2 separate regions of the Homo sapiens genome follow, and region 2 is linked to region 1. A link is a contact called in ENCODE Hi-C or POLR2A ChIA-PET data. All regions are on one chromosome and are shown on one strand. The core of a region is the stretch at or near the end of the contact, and the rest is flanking DNA. Distances in the headings are between cores, read along the strand shown.

Region 1 (5,781 bases), core at 2,556-5,055:
TGTGTGTTGGTCTAGGTACCTAGCCCATGCTAGGTGCTCATCGAATAGCTTTAGTGGGTGACTGTGACTGAAGAGGCATCCTGGGCTGTGCTTTCACACCACCAGTGCCAATGCTATGCATTTGCTCTTTTTCTAGCATTTTTTTTTTTTTTTTTTTTTGAGATGGAATCTTGCTCTGTCTCCCAGGCTGGAGTGCAGTGGCATGATCTTGGCTCACTGCAACCTCTGCCTCCCAGGTTCAAGCAATTCTCCTGCCTCAGTCTCCCAAGTAGCTGGGATTACAGATGTGCACTACCATGCCCTACTGATTTTTGTATTTTTAGTAGAGACGGGGTTTCACCGTGTTGGCCAGGCTGGTCTTGAACTCCCGACCTTAGGTGATCCACCCACCTCGGCCTCCCAAAGTGCTGGGATTACAGGCATGAGCCACCGTGCCTGGCCTTTAGGATGTTTATATGCTCTCTATGCACCATGATATTTGCGCCCTGGCGGAGCAGTCTCAGTTCCACTTCTGAGCTGGGATGAGTATTTAGCTCCTTCCCCATCTGATGCGAACTAGGCAACACTACAGAGCCAGAGGCAGAAAACAGGAGGGCTTCTCACCTGTCCTTGTCCATGAATAGCCAGTGCTCTGCTGAGGACTCCAGGAACCCACTCTTCATGATCAGCCTCAATTGGCAGTGGCCATCTCCTCTGGCAGCAAGCACAAGTGGACTTCTCTTCCTGCCCACATCTGCTAGATGAGGGTGACCCTCTGGAGAGAGGCTGGGAGAAGCTAGCCAGCCTGTAACCAGTGGGCTAGTGTGTGTACATATTGTATGCATGCTGGGGGACAGAAGAGGGTGTGGGGAAGGGCAACTTGCTTTCCCCAGGTGAAGGAGTAAGGAAATGTTTCCTTCCCAACCTTCTTTCTAGACCAGCTAATACTCCAGTTTCACCCTTTGGGCAAGTCATTTATCTGTCTGAGCCTGAACTTCCTCATGTATATGAAAGATGGAGAAGACCATTGTAGAAATTCATGTTATTAGTATTCCAAGCAAAAGAGCTAAAGGTTGGTCTCTCAAATTCCTACCCCTTTGAAGACCGATGGATAAGATTCTTTAAGTTTGCTGCAGGTGATTAACTATGCAAGGGCTAAAGACAGCAGAACTCTTGCCAAAGTAGCGTGCCACGGTAATTCTGCCATGACCTATGTAAGCAGAAATGGGTGGATAAATAGTTGCAGACTATCTACAGATTTCCGTCTTCCAAGTCTTCCAGGCAGAGGCTACAAAATAAAATACCCTTAAGAGCCAGGCAGGTAATGAGAATGAGTGGTGCATGCCGGGGGTTTGCATAGTAAATATTAGCACTATTCCTTGCTTCCACAAAGGCGCTTTCTGCACTTGCTGGTAAAACACACAGTCCTCTGGGTATATGTTTTGTTTTCTCACATTTTGTAGATTCATGAGCACAGAGAAATATTTCTGCACTACAAGCAAAACACTAAAATATAGGCTGAAGTAGCAACAGTGGAAGGAGCCCTGGAGAATTGGGAAGCATGTACTCTACCCAAAGAGGACCTAAGCTGTGCAACTCCAGCTCACCGTTCAGGGAGGGGAGTAATGTGGGCCCAGTGTAGCCAGAACCTCTACTTCTTTATTTAAAAGAAGCTGGAAATCCAGATTTTTAAAAACGTAGAGTCTCCTGCTTTTGCTGTTTTTCTTTTTCTTCTTTTTCCCTTTTAATGGTGCACATGTATTTTTTAAAACTTTGTGCACACGAAATAAAACCCACCTCCTGGTGGCCTGTCTGCCTCTTACCTTCCACATACCACACTGAATTTTGAAGGGTTCTCGCTGAATTGCTCCAAATCTGACATTCTGGGTAACCCTCCTCATGCAGCTGGGAGCCTTTGGAATCTTCACAACCAGGAGGGCTGTGTCTTTGACCTTGATTTAGGCCTTGTGTCTTCAGGGCATGCCAAGGGGCCGGTGCAGGCTGGACAGAGGTGTGATCTCCTTTTCTCAGCATAATTTCCTTCCTGGGGTCTTCATATCGCCCTGAGGCAGGAGCTGGGGTGCTGGCTCCTTCTGAAGGTCGCTTTTCTGGCCTTTGCCTGGGTGGAGATTAGAGAAGAAAGGTGATCCTGGAAACCTGACCAGCTTCCCGAGAGAGATGATAGGAGAATAGCGCTGGGTGAGCCATTGAGACATCTGGGCCAAGTCCTTCATTTTACAGACAAACAAGCTGAGATGCAGGAAGCCACAGCATCTTATCTGGGTCCCCAGTTCATCAGCAACAGCTAAGGGGTGAGATCCCATGTTTCCCACCCCACCACCCGATGCTTCATCCACTGTGCTTTTTGGCCTCTGCCTCCACCAAGTACACTCAGCCCCTCCCAGCCATCTCTGGAGTTTAGTTGGGATTTGAACTGACTGAATGATGGGACTTTAGTACTAAGCCTGGGGACCTAGGCAAGGCCAGAGGAAAAGCTGACGAAGGGAGAGGAAGAATCAGAAACACTCATTTTCCTCTGGCTGTGAGCAGAATTCACCTGAGATGCACCCGGAAACGGGTCTGTTGCTTATTTTGTCACCAGGGTCTGGGGTTGCCCATGTCCACAGAGCCTATCAGGTCATGAGGGACAGACCTAGCAGTAGCATTTCCATGGCTCTCTACCAATTTTCACTGGTCCGTTGCTTGATATTCAAATGAGCACCTTTCTCACTGCCAGTGAAGGGGCTGCTCCCCTGTGGAAGGTATCCTGACAGGGAAAGCTTGGCTTAAAGAATTGCTTGTCCTGTGATTTCTGACCTATGATTTGCTATTTAATCCTAAGTAGCTATTTTTTTAATCAAAAGTTTCAAGTTTCTCCCAACACCACCCTTTAAAAAAAAACTGTTAAGAAATGGGGAAATGTGTGGATTTAATTTTTTTTGTTTTCCTGCTTATGACTGGGGGGGAAGAATGTATAACATTTGTTGAGCTTCTAGTTATATTCTGCTAGGCCCTTTTATATACATTATTTTATGTAGTCCTCAAAACATTTCCAGAGCCAGGCATGGTGGCTCACACCTGTAATGCCAGCAGTTTGGGAGGCCAAGGCAGGAGGATTGCTAGAGCCCAGGAGTTTGAGGCCAGCATGGGCTACATAGTAAAACCCGGTCTCTATGTCTCTGCAAAAAGTTTTAAAAAAATTAGCCAGTGTGCTGGTGCATGCCTGTAGTCCCAGCTACTTGGGAGGCTGAGGCAGGAGGATTGCTTGAGCCCAAGAGATCAAGGCTGCAGTAAGTCGTGATCATGCTATTGCCCTCCAGCCTTGGTGACACAGCACTACCCTGTTTTAGGAAAAAAAATTCAGGATGTATGTATTACTATTTTAAAAAATGTCCTATGTAATAAATGAGGGGATCAAGGTTCAGAGAAAGTAAGAAATTTACTAAATTTATATACCCCATCTTGGAGGGACTGTGTCTGATCCTGACTGTATTCTTCGGCCTTGCATAGCGCCCAGCACAGAAGAAATGCTCAATAAATAGCTTCTGATAATGTTATTTCCAGGGTAAGAGAGCCAGTAAATGATGAGCCTTTCATGAAAGATTTAAAAAAAAAACACACCAAAAAAACCTTGTGAGATGAAGAAAAGAAAGACATTTGCATCAGTAATAGTGAAAGAAGAAATTACTTTGATTTGTAGACCATCGCATCTTTCTTTCAAGGATTTGGCTTTATTTGGCGTGGTATCTCACTTGTCTTTTCACCAGTCCTGGCAACATTCCTGACAAGTGAGAGGAAGTGAGACAAGAAATGATACAGTAAGGGCCAAGTACGCAACTCCAGGGCCAGGCATAGTCATTGCCTGCTTGGGCCCCACTTCCTTCCTGCACCCCCGGGGTCATCAAAGCACACTCTCTCTTCAGATTCCTCTGGAGACAGGGGTTTCTGCCTCTTACCCCATCCCCTTCACCTGGGAGAGAACTGTCACTAAACTCAGCAAGGAAGACTTTCTCACCTTGGGTTTTCAGTTAATGGGGGTAGACACAAAACAACTAAGGACATTGACTGCGGTAAGGTATTTAGACAAAGCAGGTAGAAACAACCCCTGACCCCCAATCTATCTTCCCCACATCTGACCTTTAATGTGTACTAAACAAATTTAGTTGAAAAGAAGCAAAACCTTAAGTAAACATTTTGCTGCACATTTATGTATTGCTTTTATTGTCAGAAAAAAAATAACACCACATTGATACTTTTAGCTATAGTTCTAGATACAAGCTTTGCTTATATTAACCCAAAATGGTATGTTTGCATCAGAATCACAGAGTAAGAGTTATAGAAGTGGCTTTACAGTCACAATTCTTCTAGAAGATTTCTGTACTCCAACTGGAGATCTATAGACCTGTCCACTGCAGGGCAATGGGAAGTTTGCATGAGACTCCTAAACACACACCCCTACCGCTACCCATCTTGAAAGCTTGTGTGAGACACAGAAGTCTTGATTAAATGCAGATGACAGTGTCCTGAGTTGATTTTTCTCATTTAACATTAGACTGTCTTGATTTAAGTAGCTCAGTAAGAAGTGAGACATAATTGGGTCTTGCTTTTAATTAAACATAGACATATATTTATTTATTTACTAGTACCATTGAGATACTGCTTAATTTTCATTAATGCTGTTGACTTTTTCTCTCCTTAGAACAACATTCTTGTTAATCGTGCGGCTGCAATTAGTTGTCCTGTGTTTATCTTTCCGGCTCCACAGCTAATTCCAGCGTAGAACCAATTTATTTATAGTTTTCACTGCTCAGAACATCCTACCCACTGAAAATTCACTGATAATGCCATAACTCAGAGTGTCCTTTTATTTCTGGGTGGAAGGAAGCAAGGGATTGGTTTGGAGGCAGAAGCGAGAGGGAGGTATCAATAAGATCCTCTTCATTCGGTAGCATAGAACGGCAATGTTCCTAATGAAGGACACAAACATACGCTTTCTGATAGAATCATGATGCTGGTTTTGGCTCTCTGCATCACTTTCAGTTCCCTCAGAGGCAGACCACAGCCTAAGAAAGAACTCTAGTATAGTTATTACATTCCTAAACACCAAACAAACATAAACAGGGAAGCATCTTTTAGTGGAATGTGACATGCTGATTCACCACACCTCTGGCCAAGTTGGGAGTCAGGAGCTAAACTGCCCACATATTAGGACAGTTTAGGTTCCCTTTCTATGGAAAATGTATACTTCTGTAAGCATTAAAGGCTTAATAGAAAACCATGCCTTAAAATGGACTTGGGGCCTTTAATCAGGCTCTCTTAAAGCAAGTTTCTGCGCTCCACTCGAAGGACTTAGGCCAGTTAGCCTCGCGTGGTGTTTTATTCCTGCTTGAACTGGGCACCATCCGTGGCCATATGAGTAGGTGGAGAAGAGGTAAATAGAAGCCACTTCCAATTCACAGCATGTCACCAGCTGCCTTTTCTGCGTTCCGCAGCCACTCAGGAGGACTGATGGAACAAGGACTCTAATCATTTTAGAGAAGAGAGCAGGCTGATTACAGTATAAACCTAAGCCTTTCAAAACCCCCGACTGAAATACTTCCATTTGCTAAATAATATTTACTAGGCCTCAATATTTTCAACAACCATCTTCACTCCCAAATACTTGGATTTAGTTTCTGCTGGTTATTAGCCTAAAGACAGCTCTAAGTTCTTAATCATATTCTTTCTGGTGTGATTGGAGAGCCTGCTCTTAACATATTTTCAGAGGTCTTGAGAATCTGTCACTGACGTGAATAAATAAAT
Region 2 (5,422 bases), core at 970-3,469, 260 kb after region 1:
AGTTGAGCTCTTGCAAGCAGTGGCCCTACAGGTTCCCCTAATATAGGGTCCTAATGGTTCATCCTACTTCCTTTCAGGTACCCCTTCCTGAAATGAAGAATATGTTGCAAGGGAAAGGTTTGTAACCTAAAACTGTTGATCTAGTCTTCAATAATGGCATACATATCATAGCCACTTTCTCTGTGACATAAATCTCAGAGAAATTGTTCTTTCCTTCCTCAGCCATTGATATTATTTAAAACCGTGATTCTATTTTTACCTTCAGCTTGAACAATCTCTGCATAACAGGTATGTTTGTATGCATACGGCATTTCTTCCTAAAACTTCAAAAATCTTCAAAAAATATGTAATTCTTCTATTTTCAAATTCCGTGAGAGTCTGCTCTCCTCATGTGTATGCTTTAGGAGCTCTGCTATTTCCCTAAACTAATATTACAGTGGTGTGATGTACCATTAACTACATGGCCATGGAGATTCAGAGGTGAAAGCAGGGATTGCCTGCATCTTTTAAGTCCCAGTTTGATTTTGATTTCATTTCATAATAGATCTTATTAATGATAAAAGTTGGCGGCCGGGCGCGGTGGCTCACACCTGTAATCCCAGCACTTTGGGAGGCCGAGGCGGGCGGATCACGAGGTTAGGAGATTGAGACCATCCTGGCTAAACCAGGAACCCCAGCAAAACCCTATCTCTACTAAAAATACAAAAAAATTAGCCAGGCGTGGTGGCGGGCGCCTTTGGCACAGCACACAAATCCCCTGATCATATAATCATAGGGCCCTGTCTAGCTTTATAGCCTTTGGACATTACTGACCACATCAACTTTAACCTCCTGCCACACATGCACACTCAGGGGAGAGGGCAAGGTACATTTGGGGAACTCCCCCTCCTCTTCCCCATCTCTTCCTTGACTTCCTTCTTCTCTAGTCAGAGTCATCCATAGTGAGCCTTCTGCTGCCCACTGGAAACTGGGTTGAAAGTCCCAGCTACTCGGGAGGCTGAGGCAGGAGAATGGCGTGAACCTGGGAGACAGAGCTTGCAGTTAGCCGAGATCGTGCCACTGCACTCCAGCCTGGGCGACAGAAAGAGACTCTGTCTCAAAAAAAAAAAAAAAAAAAAAAACGAAAAACAAAAACAAACAAAAAAGAAAACGTTGGCGTGGGTGACTTTGGGGATTCTAGGAAGAGCCCTGGCGCTTTCAACCCAGTTTCCAGTGGGCAGCAGAAGGCTCACTATGGATGACTCTGACTAGAGAAGAAGGAAGTCAAGGAAGAGATGGGGAAGAGGAGGGGGAGTTCCCCAAATGTACTTTGCCCTCTCCCCTGAGTGTGCATGTGTGGCAGGAGGTTAACGTTGATGTGGTGAGTAATGCCGAAAGGCTATAAAGCTAGACAGGGCCCTATGATTATATGATCAGGGGATTTGTGTGCTGTGCCAAGGCTTGGATGGCATCCTTTGTTCCAGACAGAAGGGTCCTGTTTATTGTCCTCCTAAGGTAATTTTTGTTCACTTTGTAACTTTTGCTCCCATGCACTCAGCAAACAGATATTGACCAGCTACTATGTGCTAGTAAGTAAGTGGTAGTTGTTTGGGATACAATAGTGAGTAAAGCATGACTCTTAGCATCTGTTGTATGTGCATGCATGCCATGCATGTGACACTGAGGGAGAGAGAGATTAAATGATATGACAGCATAGAGGCTGGGCACTGCCCAACTTTCCATGTGGAATTCAGAGAGGTCTTTATTTCTCTGAAGTTGAGTTTAAGCTTGGGTGTTCTAGCGACCAGAACTGTAATGGGAATTGTAGGTGCAGATGAACTTTGTGTAGGGTTATGGTTCTTTCTCACAGAACTATTGGCACCCACTGCAACCAGCTACACAATTTTCTTTACAACTCTGCAGCAAGCTAGACAGGTCACAGGCAGTCCAACCTCAGGAGGTTGCCTGTATCATGTTGATGGTGAAGCTGACACCATAGCATGGAAACCAGAGTCCACTGCTCCCACAGCTCAATGCTTAGCTGTTTCAATATGTTGTCTGAAACTGCATCTTCTAATTCCTGGACTTTTCAGATCTGTACTGACTCAGATCTGGGTGGGGCTTAGTTTGAAGGAGGGAGTCCTTGGTGATGATGTGATTTCCTTGGTCTGTCATAGGTAGCAAATCAAACGTACCTTGGACTTTACTCTCTGAGAAACTCATAGCTGAATTCAATGTTTATTCTTATGGACTACTTAGCATTTGACTAGACGGTATGAATTTCTAAGTAAGGTAAGGATTTCTTTCTAAGTTGTTTATACCTAGAACTTAAAAGTGGGCATGAATAAATCAAATATGGGTGGTTTTTAGTTGACACTTTATTTTCCCGTTAGGAAAAAATTAGTGACTGATCTTTTAAATTGATTTAGTGCATATACTATGTATTGTGCATATGCACCAAACAAATACTTAGTAAAAGGTTGTCTTGAAGGAACATGCTGATATATTTCAAATAAAAGAACTTAGCAAAAATGAGGAAAATACCTAACATTCTGGTAAGACAGTGAAAGAGGGATGAGCAATGTTTGTTTTGAAAATTATCTGCGAACTTTAAAAAAATCTCTAAGAGTGTATTCTTACTTGTAATTGTTCATCTAGTTACACTACAGAGTTTTATTAGCTGCTCCAAGATGCACTGCGTTCCATTCTGTGGTGGAAACAAAAGGACCGTAGTAGTGGTTATCTAGCAGAAGAATCGTGATCTTTGAATTCTAATACAAGAAACTTAGAAGTCTCCTAGATATTTCCACTGTCTCAGGGAAGAATCATTAAGTTTATGTCATTTTTTAATAACTAAAACAAGATTCAAAAAGTTAAGATTCAATTCTCATTGGGTTTCTATTGTTTGGGACTTTGGATAATAGAAAAAAATATGAACAGGTAATTTAGGTTTTTTTGTGTTACTGGTACCTGACAAAACAAACTTGAGCTTCCCATTTCCTAGAAACTTGGAGGAAATAATTTCTGTCCAGAATGGCAAATTGGTGTCATATCCCATTATAAGCATATTTTAATCAAAAGATGCAATAAAGTGTAGTGGTCAAGATCATAGTCTCTAGAGTCAAGTAATCCTTGGTGCATTTACCTGCTTCATCATTAACCAGTTGTATATTTTTCTCAGAGCCAGTTTCCTAATCTGTAAAATGGGGGTAGACTAGTATTGCTGTGAAGATTAAATGAAATTTATTAAAGTGCTTAGCAAAGTGCCTGGTATGTAGAAAGTGTTTAATAAATATTATTATTTCAGAATATAGATGTAAAAGACAAATGATTTCCTATATAATCATATTGAGTAGCCTGAAAGTTTGGTGGCTCTTAAATAAATCCATGAATGAAGGCTCTGCCTACTTTTGGCGTGTGGCCCACCAGCATGTTCTATCAGTTGGCCTGAGCTGGGAAAGAAACCAATTCCTGTGTTGAGTTTTCCTCCAGGTGCTTAAAATAGACCATAGCTTAATATTTTGATCATTAACCAGTGATTCTGGGTGGCTTCTCCTTGCTCTGGTCAGTGACCGGTGTAGGTCACGTAGTACAGCATTAAACAAGGTGTTTTTCCTCCTGAGGTTGTCATGTCAACTCTAAATTCCCAGAGACTTGCCTAGGAGTGGAGAGTTTGTTCTGAGTTACATAACCAGCATTCTCTTTGAGGCTTTGAATGTCTGTCTAACTGACTTCTGACTGCAGGCATGCAAACTTTTCCCCTGCCTAGTAGGAATGAATACCCCTTTTCCAAGTATCTGCATAGCAGCGACCCAGGGGCTATCCAAGAGCCAGTTGCTTCCTGACTTAATTTCTGGGAAGACCAATTGCCTATTCAAGAGAAATTCCTTCCTCCTTATTCTTCTGTCAGATGAGACTAGCTATTAGGTATTCCCTATCTAGGACTCTGACCTGACTCTCCTAGAAAAGAAAATGAGGATCCAAGTCCATTCCGTTTAACTGGGGCTATAAACATATGCCACCAGAAAAATCCTGCTATTCTGGCTTATTATAACTTTAGGTTCTCCTTTCTAACACAATACTATCTTTATAACATGTACACACCTTTCCTTGGTATTCAGTTGTAGTGTTTATATGTTCAAAATCCTTCTAATTTAGCCCCAACTAAAGTTTCCAGTATATATTTGCAGGCCCCTTTTACTGCACCATCTTCAGTAAAATGCATATTTCTCTTTCTTCAGCATAGGCTTCACCCTTAGAAGCTTGCTTTTCTCTGGATATTCATTTCCAGCAGGTCTCAGAGATAATGTACTGTATTGCATCTTTTTCTGTTGGAGACTAGAATGCAGTTAGCAGGTGCAGCTTGTTATAATAACTGCAGATTCAGATTTTTTCTCTCTGTAAATACTGTTAAATGTCCCCTCAGAGGCTCATTTTAAAATTGAGTAACGAATGGGGGCTTGTTTTTCCTTAGTCCTCGATCTTGGAATCTTAGAGTCTGTCATTGCACATTGCTGCTTACCATTTAGAGTTCAAACCACTAATTCCCAAGTGATAAGAGATTAAGATACAAACCTGAGATAGGCAAATGTACACTTGCAGCTTCCTTGCTTTAATACTTCTGTTTCAGGTGGGATGTCTTCTCCATGGCTATCCAGGTCTGTCCTAGACACCACCTTCGAGAAATGAGATCCTTTCTATCTAATTTAACCTAGATTAGAGACATCACCAAGAACACCTTCTGAAGGTGAAAACCTTTTACCTTTTCTTTTTGTCCCATACTCTATATTCCTTAACTGCAATCACTACAATATCCTGTCAATTACACAAAATTAATGTTACTATGACCAACTTTGATAATATTTCTATTTCCAAATTGACAAATTATATTCCTAATCTAATTACATTCATGCAAAGCTAGTAGCTCTGTAGTTATATCAACTTGGCAACAAGGAAAATAAACTTAGTTTAAAAAAAGACTCAAAAAGTTAAATCACTTTTGTAAAAGACCCAGAAAAAATATATATATATAATCATATAACTATTATAATACATAAATATATAAATGTTATATAAATATAATACATATTTATTATAGATAATAAGTGAAAAGGGTGAAATTGATGGAGTCAGAGCTTAGAAATCTTGTTAGTGTGGTGGGAGGAGAGAAAGGTGAGGAGTAGTCAGATTATGAAGAATTCCGTCAGAGTAGTATGTTCTGAGTTGCAAATTCAGGGGTGGAACAGAAAGTTCTGGGTGATAAGTGCAGGAATCTATGGAAATGCTACGCTGAGTGGAGTAAAAGTAACTAGTTTTGGAGTTCTTGACTTTTTCTTCCTAGAGTTTTAGATTTGCTGATAAGAGAGGAGGAAGGGACATAGAAAACTCAGATGACCCAAGTGGCAAGCATTTCTTAAATATTTCAGACCCATAAAGGTACAAA

The links. Hi-C counts contacts between places; a loop is a spot of excess contacts on that map. ChIA-PET counts read pairs that join two places held with the same protein, here RNA polymerase II (POLR2A). Pooled maps may share reads with other maps.
Region 2: a loop to region 1 is called in a map with no recorded cell type, with 2.8 times the contacts of the local background. The contact joins the promoter of HHLA2 here to the enhancer-like site in region 1. A Hi-C loop is called at or near these places in 1 of 168 maps with a recorded cell type or tissue (psoas muscle), 1 of 37 single-sample maps with no recorded cell type and 1 of 50 pooled maps. POLR2A ChIA-PET finds 5 or more read pairs at or near these places in 2 of 52 experiments (GM12878 and T-cell).

The regions. Positions count from the first base shown.
Region 1 is chr3:108,032,131-108,037,911 of GRCh38, forward strand. It overlaps LOC124906265 (a long non-coding RNA gene), which reads right to left. Exons shown (of 3, transcript XR_007095995.1): 2 at 3,668-5,781; 3 at 1-2,098. Among named protein-coding and RNA genes, the nearest start is that of CD47, 56 kb to the right of the region's middle. Within about 2 kb of position 3,806, at least 2 of the 41 ENCODE cell types and tissues checked have a DNase peak (open chromatin) inside an H3K27ac peak, as active enhancers do.
Region 2 is chr3:108,294,329-108,299,750 of GRCh38, forward strand. HHLA2 (HHLA2 member of B7 family) reads left to right here and starts at 2,220. Exons shown (of 10, transcript NM_001282556.2): 1 at 2,220-2,271.